2 separate regions of the Homo sapiens genome follow, and region 2 is linked to region 1. Evidence: read pairs that join two places in POLR2A ChIA-PET (ENCODE). Cell type or tissue: GM12878. All regions are shown on one strand.

The links. Peaks named below come from ENCODE experiments on the same cell type or tissue, not always from the same donor. Only the 100,000 strongest peaks of a DNase experiment are listed, where the experiment ranks them.
Region 2: POLR2A ChIA-PET joins it to region 1 with 8 read pairs; 3 of 35 experiments call an interaction of 5 or more read pairs at or near these places.

Annotation. Positions count from the first base shown.
Region 1 is chr4:69,500,279-69,504,278 of GRCh38, forward strand. It overlaps a transcript of UGT2B4 not described here. Among named protein-coding and RNA genes, the nearest start is that of UGT2B4, 6.4 kb to the left of the region's middle. In GM12878, no CTCF peak of the experiment used is centred here; a DNase peak (open chromatin) is centred at 1,653.
Region 2 is chr4:69,560,770-69,564,769 of GRCh38, forward strand. No RefSeq gene overlaps it. Among named protein-coding and RNA genes, the nearest start is that of UGT2B4, 67 kb to the left of the region's middle. In GM12878, no CTCF peak of the experiment used is centred here; no DNase peak of the experiment used is centred here.

The DNA of each region.
Region 1 (4,000 bases):
AATGCATTCCGGGCTTAATACTTCGGTGATGGGTTGATAGCTGCAGCAAACCACCATGGCACATATTTACCTATGTAACAAACCTGCACATCCTGGACATGTATCCTGAAACTTAAGACAAAACAAATACAATGAAGAACAACAACAAAAATAAATTATTAATAAATGACCTTTGAACAAGGAAAGGAAGAAGAAAGGAAGAAAAGAAAGAAAGCAAGAAAGAAAGAAGGAAGGAAGGAAAGAAAGAAAGAAAGAAGAAAGAAAGAAAGACAAGAAAGAAAGCAAGAAAAGAAAGCAAGAAAGCAAGAAAGCAAGCAAGAAAGCAAGGAAGAAAGAAAGAAAGAAAGAAAGAAAGAAAGAAAGAAAGAAAGAAAGAAAGAAAGAAAGAAAGGAAGGAAAGAAAAGAAAGCAAGCAGGATGATGGTCCATCCAGGAGCAATGCAGAGCCAAGCAAACATCCCTGATCCAGGGAAGTGATGAGTGAATGTGCAACTCCAGGTAACATGCTTCTCCCACAGATCTCTGCAACCCTCGGGTCAGGAAGTCCCCTCATGAACCCACTCCACCAGGGCCTTAATTGTGACACACAGAGCTACATGGAGTTTAGGCAGAGCAGCAGCTCAGGCATGTGTAGAGACCTGGGAGTTTTAGATACCCCAGCTTTCTGGGCTTCCTGGCAAAAGTAGCTGTAGTTCTGGCAAAGTGGGAGGTTAGGAATGTGACCATATTCCTAGCAAAGAGGTTGAATTCAGGCGGCCACCTGCAAGCGCCACCCTCACAACACCTCACAGGATAAGACCCACTGGCTTGGAATTCCAGACAGTCATGGTAGCAGTGTTGTGCCTACCGGGGATGGAGCTGGGGGTTGGGTGCAGAGGGGTAGTGTGCAGTGAGGACTGCCATTTTTACTGTTTGAGCAACTTAGCTGTTCTGCCATTTGAGCTTTGGAGAGTCCAGATGAACTGGGCCGGGGGCGGGTGGAAGGAATCCCTCAGCTGTTGCAAATCTACTCTACCTAAACTTGGCCAGACTGCTTCTTTAAGCAGGTTCCAGATCCTGTTCCTTCCTATTGGGCGGGACCTCCAAACAGGGGCTTCTAGCCACCCCAATCAGTGTTCTCCCGCCACTAGAGATTTGAAAACACCCTGGGAGAGGGCTCGCAAGAGGTGTGGGCTGCCATCTTTGCTGTTTGGGCGACTTAGCAATTTCAACTTGGAGGCTTTGAACAGTCCAAGATGACTGGGGTGAAAGTGATAGCCCAGCACAGCAAAGCAGTCCTACAAAAATGTGTGAGCAGACTGCTTTTTTAAGTGGATCCCTGACCCTGCTCCTCATCACTGGGTGGAGTCTCCCAACAGGGATTTTGGGTACCGCCACTGGTGTTCCTTAGCTGACAGAGTTTTCAGGTATAGGGTTAGTATAGAGCTTCTGGGGAAGGGGCAGGCTGTCATCTTTGCTGTTTGGGCAACCTAACCAATCCTGCCTTTGAGGTTTGGAGGTTCCAAGGTGACCAGGGGCTGATATGTACCCCCAGCACAGCACAGCTGCTCTATGAAAATGTGGTCAGCTGCTCTACTTAGACTCCACGTAGCTCTGTGTGTCACACTTAAGGCCCTGGTGGAGTGGGCTCATGAGGGAACTTCCTGACCCGAGGGTTGCAGAGATCTGTGGGAGAAGCATGTTACCTGGGGCTTCACATTGACTCATCACTTCCCTGGGAGGTTCATTTGCCTCTGCATTGCTCCTGGGTGGGACATCATCCTGCCTTGTCTCTCTTTCCCTTCCTTCCTTCTTTTCTTTCTTTCTTTCTCTCTCTTTCTTTCTTTCTTTCTTTCTTTCTTTCTTTCTTTCTTTCTTTCTTTCTTTCTTTCTCTTTCTTTCTTTCTTCTTTCTTTTCTTCATTCAGTTGTTATTTATTAATAATTTATTTTTGTTGTTGTTCATTGTATTTGTTTTATTTTAAGTTCCAGGATACATGTCCAGGATGTGAAGGTTTGTTACATAGGTAAATATGTGCCATGGTATTTTGCTGCAGCTATCAACCCATCACCGAGGTATTAACACAGTCCTTCTGACTGTGTTAGACCTCCCAACTGGGGTCTTCAGACACCTCTTAGAGGTGTGTTTGGGCCAGCAACAGGTCTGTACCTCCCTGGTACAGAGCTATTCGGAAAAAGGGCAGGCTGCCATCTTTGCTGTTTCTCATATTTCACTGGTAATACCTTCAGGTACTGGAAAATCTGAGGCAACTAGGGACTGGAGTGGGCCCCCAGCATACTGCAGCAGCCCTACAGAAAAGTGACCAGACTGTAATGTGGTTGCCTGTTCCCATATCTCCTCACCAGGCAGATCTCCCAAGCCTGGGCCTCTAGCCACTCCCTGCCAGAACTATTGAGCTATTAGCGACTTGGAAACTCCCTGGACAGAGCCTCCAGGGGCCCCTGAAAGCCTCTCTGCCACAGCTTCTGTGGTGGAATTTACCTTGCTACCCTCAGACTACCAAAGGATCAAAGACCCTAAATGCCATATTCACACCCCCAACAAGCTCCAGTTGGTTCAGGAAGAGGAGGCCTGACCATCCCCCATGGATCCCACACATCTCACTGCTAGTCACAAAACAGGGAACCCCTGGCTTGGGCCCACAGAACAGCGTCTCCATCCTGGGATGATTGCATTGAGTGATTGCTGACCAGCACCTCTCTGGGGGGATCCTCCAGGAGACAAGCAAAGTAGTGGAGCAGTAAGCCAGCTGATGTGAAGCCAAGAGGGGTTGGTGTGGGAGCATCTGTAGCAAAGTGTGACCATCAAAGGCCATCTCTTTAGGCTTAACTTGGTCACATAATAGACTTTAGCCCTAGGGGAACTGTCAAACCTGGTCTTTTCCGGGCAATTCTGCACATCAGATGAGGCTGGTTCAACTTGAGCACTCCTTGGACTTCTGCCCTTCCCCAGGGCCCCAGCCTGGCCATGACTGCTTACAGGGTAGTCTTTGGTGCCCTGGGGGCTCACACCATAGCTTCTGCAGCAGTGGACTGTGCCTGACTGGAGAACTCCAGCAAGGTGGCCCCTATAGCCATGCACCCAGTCTACATGTTCTCTCCCAAGACTGCAGCTTCTCCTGAGTCCACAGCAACTTCCCATGCCACTGTGCTGATGCAAATCTGCATGAGTGAGTTTAGCTTTACTTGCCCCAGCAGCACACAGGAGTGCAGTACACCCTCCTACTGCACCCCTCCCCTCTACTGACAGCCTTTGCAGATGTAGCCTTGGCAGGCACAGAACCAGACAGCCCTGACCCTGCCAGTCCCCCACCCTTGTGCTAAAGCTGCACAGAGAACAGGAAATCCTCCCATAACCTAAGTGATCACTCTTAACTTGTGGAGCACAGAGAAGAGACTCAGAATTGTGCTGCCCAGCAACCCACCCTAATCCAACACCACCTCCACTGTAACAGCACACAGTCTCCAGCAGGGGCCTTCCACTCCTCCTCCAGTTGCCTTGCTTCAGCCTTCGTGATGAGCAACCATAGTGAGGCAGACACCTCTGCATTCACTAGCACTCTGCTGCAGCTGCTTCACCTGGGCCACCGCAGCTCAGAAGACTCAAAACCTTGAGGAGCCAGAGAACAAAGTTGAGACCCAATAGAAGTCCACTGGAGTTAAAGCACGTGGTCCAGGAGTTGGGAACAGAATGTTGGTCCCCCAAAATCTTCCAGAAACAAAGCCAATTGGCTGAATTCACCTTATATCACAATGAACCCTCAAGGTAATTAAATAAGATAAAAAAGAAAAATAAGCAAAGGTCAGCAACCTCAAAAATTGATGACAGGCCCACAAAGGTAAAAAATTATTGCAAGAATGCTGAAAACTCAAAAAGCCACAGTACCTTCCCTCATCCAATGACCACATCACCTCTCCAGCAAAGGTTCAGAACCAGGCTGAGGCTAAGATGGCTGACATGACAGAAGTAAAATTCAGAATATGGATAGAAATGCAGTTCA
Region 2 (4,000 bases), 60 kb after region 1:
AGCCAGGAGAAAGTGGCACGATATTTTTAAAGAGCTGAAGAATAAAACTTCTACTTTAGAATGATATGTCTAGTAAAAACACCCTTTAATCAAGAAAGAGAAATAAAGATCTTCTCAAACAAACAAAAGCTTATAGAATTCATCAGCAGCAGATATGTAGCATAAGAAATGCTAAAGAGAGTTCTAGCTGAAAGAAAAGGGTGTTAATAAGCAAGAAGAAATCATCTGAAGTTACAAAACTCATTGGTAATAGTAAGCACACAGAAAACGCAGGATAGTGTAACACTGAAATTGTGGTGTGTAAACTGTTGATGTAAGTAGAAATGTAAATGATAAACCAATCAAAAAAGATAACGACAACAACTTTTCAAGACAGTACGATACGTGATAAAGAGAAACAATAAAAAGTTAAAAATCAGAGACATAAAATTAATGTGTAGAGTTTTTATTAGTTCCTTTTTGCATGTTTGTTTATGCAATCAGTGTTAAGTTGTCATCAGTTTAAAATAATGGATAAGATAGTACGTGTAAACCTCATGCTAACCTCAAATAGAAAAACATACAACTGAAACCAAAATAAATTAAAAAGCAAGAAATTAAAGCATAGTACAGAGAAAATCGCTTTCACTAAAAGGAAGTTAGAGAGGAAAGAAAGAAAAAGCTAAGACCACAGAAAAATTATAAAATATATAACAAATTGGAAGGAGTCTCTACTTATCAATAATAACATTGAATGTAAATGATTAAACTCTCCAATGACAAGACATAGAGTGAGTGGATGAATGAAAAAAAACAATACCCATTTCTCTGTTGCCTGCAAGAAAAACACTTCAGCTATGAAGACACTCATAGACTGAAAATAAAGAGATGAAAAGAGATATTTCATGTCAATGGAAACCAAAAAAAGAGCAAGAGTTATTACACTTTTATCAGACAAAATAGGAAAGACAATGAAGTACACTATGTAATAATGATAAAGTAGTCAATTCAGCAAGACAATATAACAATTTTAAATATATATGCACCCAACACTGGGTCACCCAGATATATAAAGTAAATATTATTAGAGATAAAAAAAGATATGGACCCCAATAAGATAAGAATGGAAGACTTTGATGCTCCACTTTCAGCACTGGAGAGATCTCTCAGAAAAAAATTTAACAAACAAACATGGGACTAAATCTGCACAATAGACCAAATGAACCTAACAAATATTTACAGAACATTTCATCCAGTGGCTGAAGAAAGGATCATTCTTGAGGAGATACCATATATTAAGTTACAAAGCAAATTTTTAAAAATTTAGAAAAAAAGTGAAATAATATTAAGCATCTTATCTAACTACTCTGGAATAAAACTATAAATCAATAACAAGAGAAATTTTGAAAACCATATAAAAACATAGAAATTAAACAATAGATTTTTTAACGACTATTGGATCAATGAAAAAATTTTTAAACTTTAAAAAATTTCTTGCAAAAAATATAATAAAATCATAAGATACCAAAACCTAACTGATTCAGTGAAAGCAGCACTAAAAAGATACCTGTAGGTGCTGACAACAAAAAAGAAAAACCTCAAATAAGTAACCTAACAATGCATCTTTAAAAATAAGAAAAGCAAAAGCAAAATGAACAGAAAATTAGTGGAAGGAAAGAAAAGATAAGAATTAGAGCAGAAATAAATGAATTTGAAATAAAATAAAAGTGCAAAATATCCATGAAACAAAAAGTTGGGTTTTTTTGAGAAGATAAACAAAACTGATAAACCTTTAGCTATACTAAAAAGAAGAGAGAAAACATAGATAAATAGAATCAGATATGTAAAAGGAGACATTATAATTGATACTGCAGAAATGCAAAGGATCATCGGTGGCTACTATGAACCACTGTATGCTGAAAATTTACAAAAGTCTAGGAGAAATGAACAAATTCCTAGACACAAACAATTACCAAGATTGAACCATAAAAATATCCAAAATCTGTCCATGCTTGTGTCCTGAATTAGGATTTTTATGGATTTAGTTCTTACATTTAAGTCCTTAATCATCTTGAGTTAATTTTTGTATAACGTGTAAGGAAGGGGTCCAGTTTCAGTTTTCTGCATATGACGAGCCAGTTTTCTGAACACCATTTATTAAACAGGAAATCCCTTCCCCATTGCTTGTTTGTGTCAGGTTTGTCAAAGATCAGTTGGTTGTAGATGTGTGGTATTATTTCTGAGGCCTCTGTTCTGTTCCATTGAACTATATACCTGTTTTGGTACCAATACCATGCTGTTTTGGTTACTGTAACCTTGCAGTATAGTCTGAAGTCAGGTAGCATGATGCCTCCAGCTTTGTTCTTTTTTTCTGAGGATTGTCTTTGCTATGTGGGCTCTTTTTTGGCTCCATATGAAGTTTGAAGTTGTTTTCTCCAATCATGTGAAGAAAGTCAATGGTAGCTTGATGGGGATAGCATTGAATCTATAAATTACCTTGGGCAGTGTGGCCATTTTCATGATATTGATTCTTCCTACCCATGAGCATGGAATGTTTTTCCATTTGTTTGTGTCCTCTCTCATTTCCTTGAACAGTGGTTTGTAGTTCTCCTTGAAGAGGTCCTTCACATCCCTTTAAGTTTTATTTCCAGGTATTTTATTCTCTTTGTAGCAATTGTGAATGGGAGTTCACTAATGATTTGGCTCTCCATTTGTCTGTTATTGGTGTATAGGAATACTTGTAATTTTTGCACATTTATTTTGTATGCTGAGACATTGCTGAAATTGCTTATCAGCTTAAGGAGATTTGGGGATGAGATGATGGGGTTTTCTAAATACACAATCATGTCTTCTGAAAACAGAGATAATTTCACTTCCTCTTTTCCTATTTAAATACCCTTTATTTCTTTCTCTTGCTTGATTGCCCTGGCCGGAAAAATAACGAGTAACAAAATCAAAGCCATACCCTAGGAAAGAAAATCCCAGGACCCAATCACTTCACTGTTGAATACTTCCAAACATTAAAAAGTTAAAAAAAAAAACAAAAACTAATATCAATACCTTTCAAACTCTGCAAAAATAGAATAAGAGGAACACTTCCAAACTCATTCTATGGGGCAAATAGAAAACCAGAAAAATACACATTTTTTTTTAAAAGAGAACTACAGACTAATATCACTGATAAATATTGGTGTAAAAATCCTGAACAAAATACTAAGAAATCCAATTCAACAGCACATTAAATAAAAATCAATCATTATGACCAGTTGGGATTTAGCTCAATGATGTTAGCAAAATTAAGTATATGGAAATCAATCAATGCAATACATCTAATCAACTGAATGAAGGACAAAATCCATATGAACATTTCAATTTATGCTGAAAACACACTTGATAATGCTTAAAATATCTTCCTGATAAAAGCTTCAATAAAATGAGAGTACAAGAAACATACCTCAACTTAATAGAATCCATCTGTGACAGACCCACAGTTAGTATCATACTGAACAGGAAAAAGCTAAGTATTTCTTCTGAAATCTGGAACACACCAAGGATTCCCACTGTCACCATTGTCGTTCAGCATAGTCCTGGAAGTCGTAGGTAGAGCAACAAGACAAGTTAAAGAAATAAAGGACATTGAAATTTGAGAGGAAGAAGTCAAATTATCCTTGTTTGCAGATGATATGTCTTATAATTCAAAAAACCTGAAGGCTTCACCAAAAAAAAAATTAAAACTGATAAATAAATTTCATGAAGTTGCAGATACAAAATGAGTAGCATTTCTATGTGCTAACAGTAAACAATCTAGAAAAGCAATAAAAATATAATTCCATTTACAAGAGCAACAAATAAAATTAAATACCTAAAATTTACCTTAACCAATAAACTGAAAGGTATATACAATAAAAACTACAAAACACTGGTGCAAAAAAATTGAAGAGGACACAAAATATAAAAAGATATGTAATTTTCGTGGATTAGAAGAAGCAATTTTATTAAAATGTTCATATTTCCTGAATCA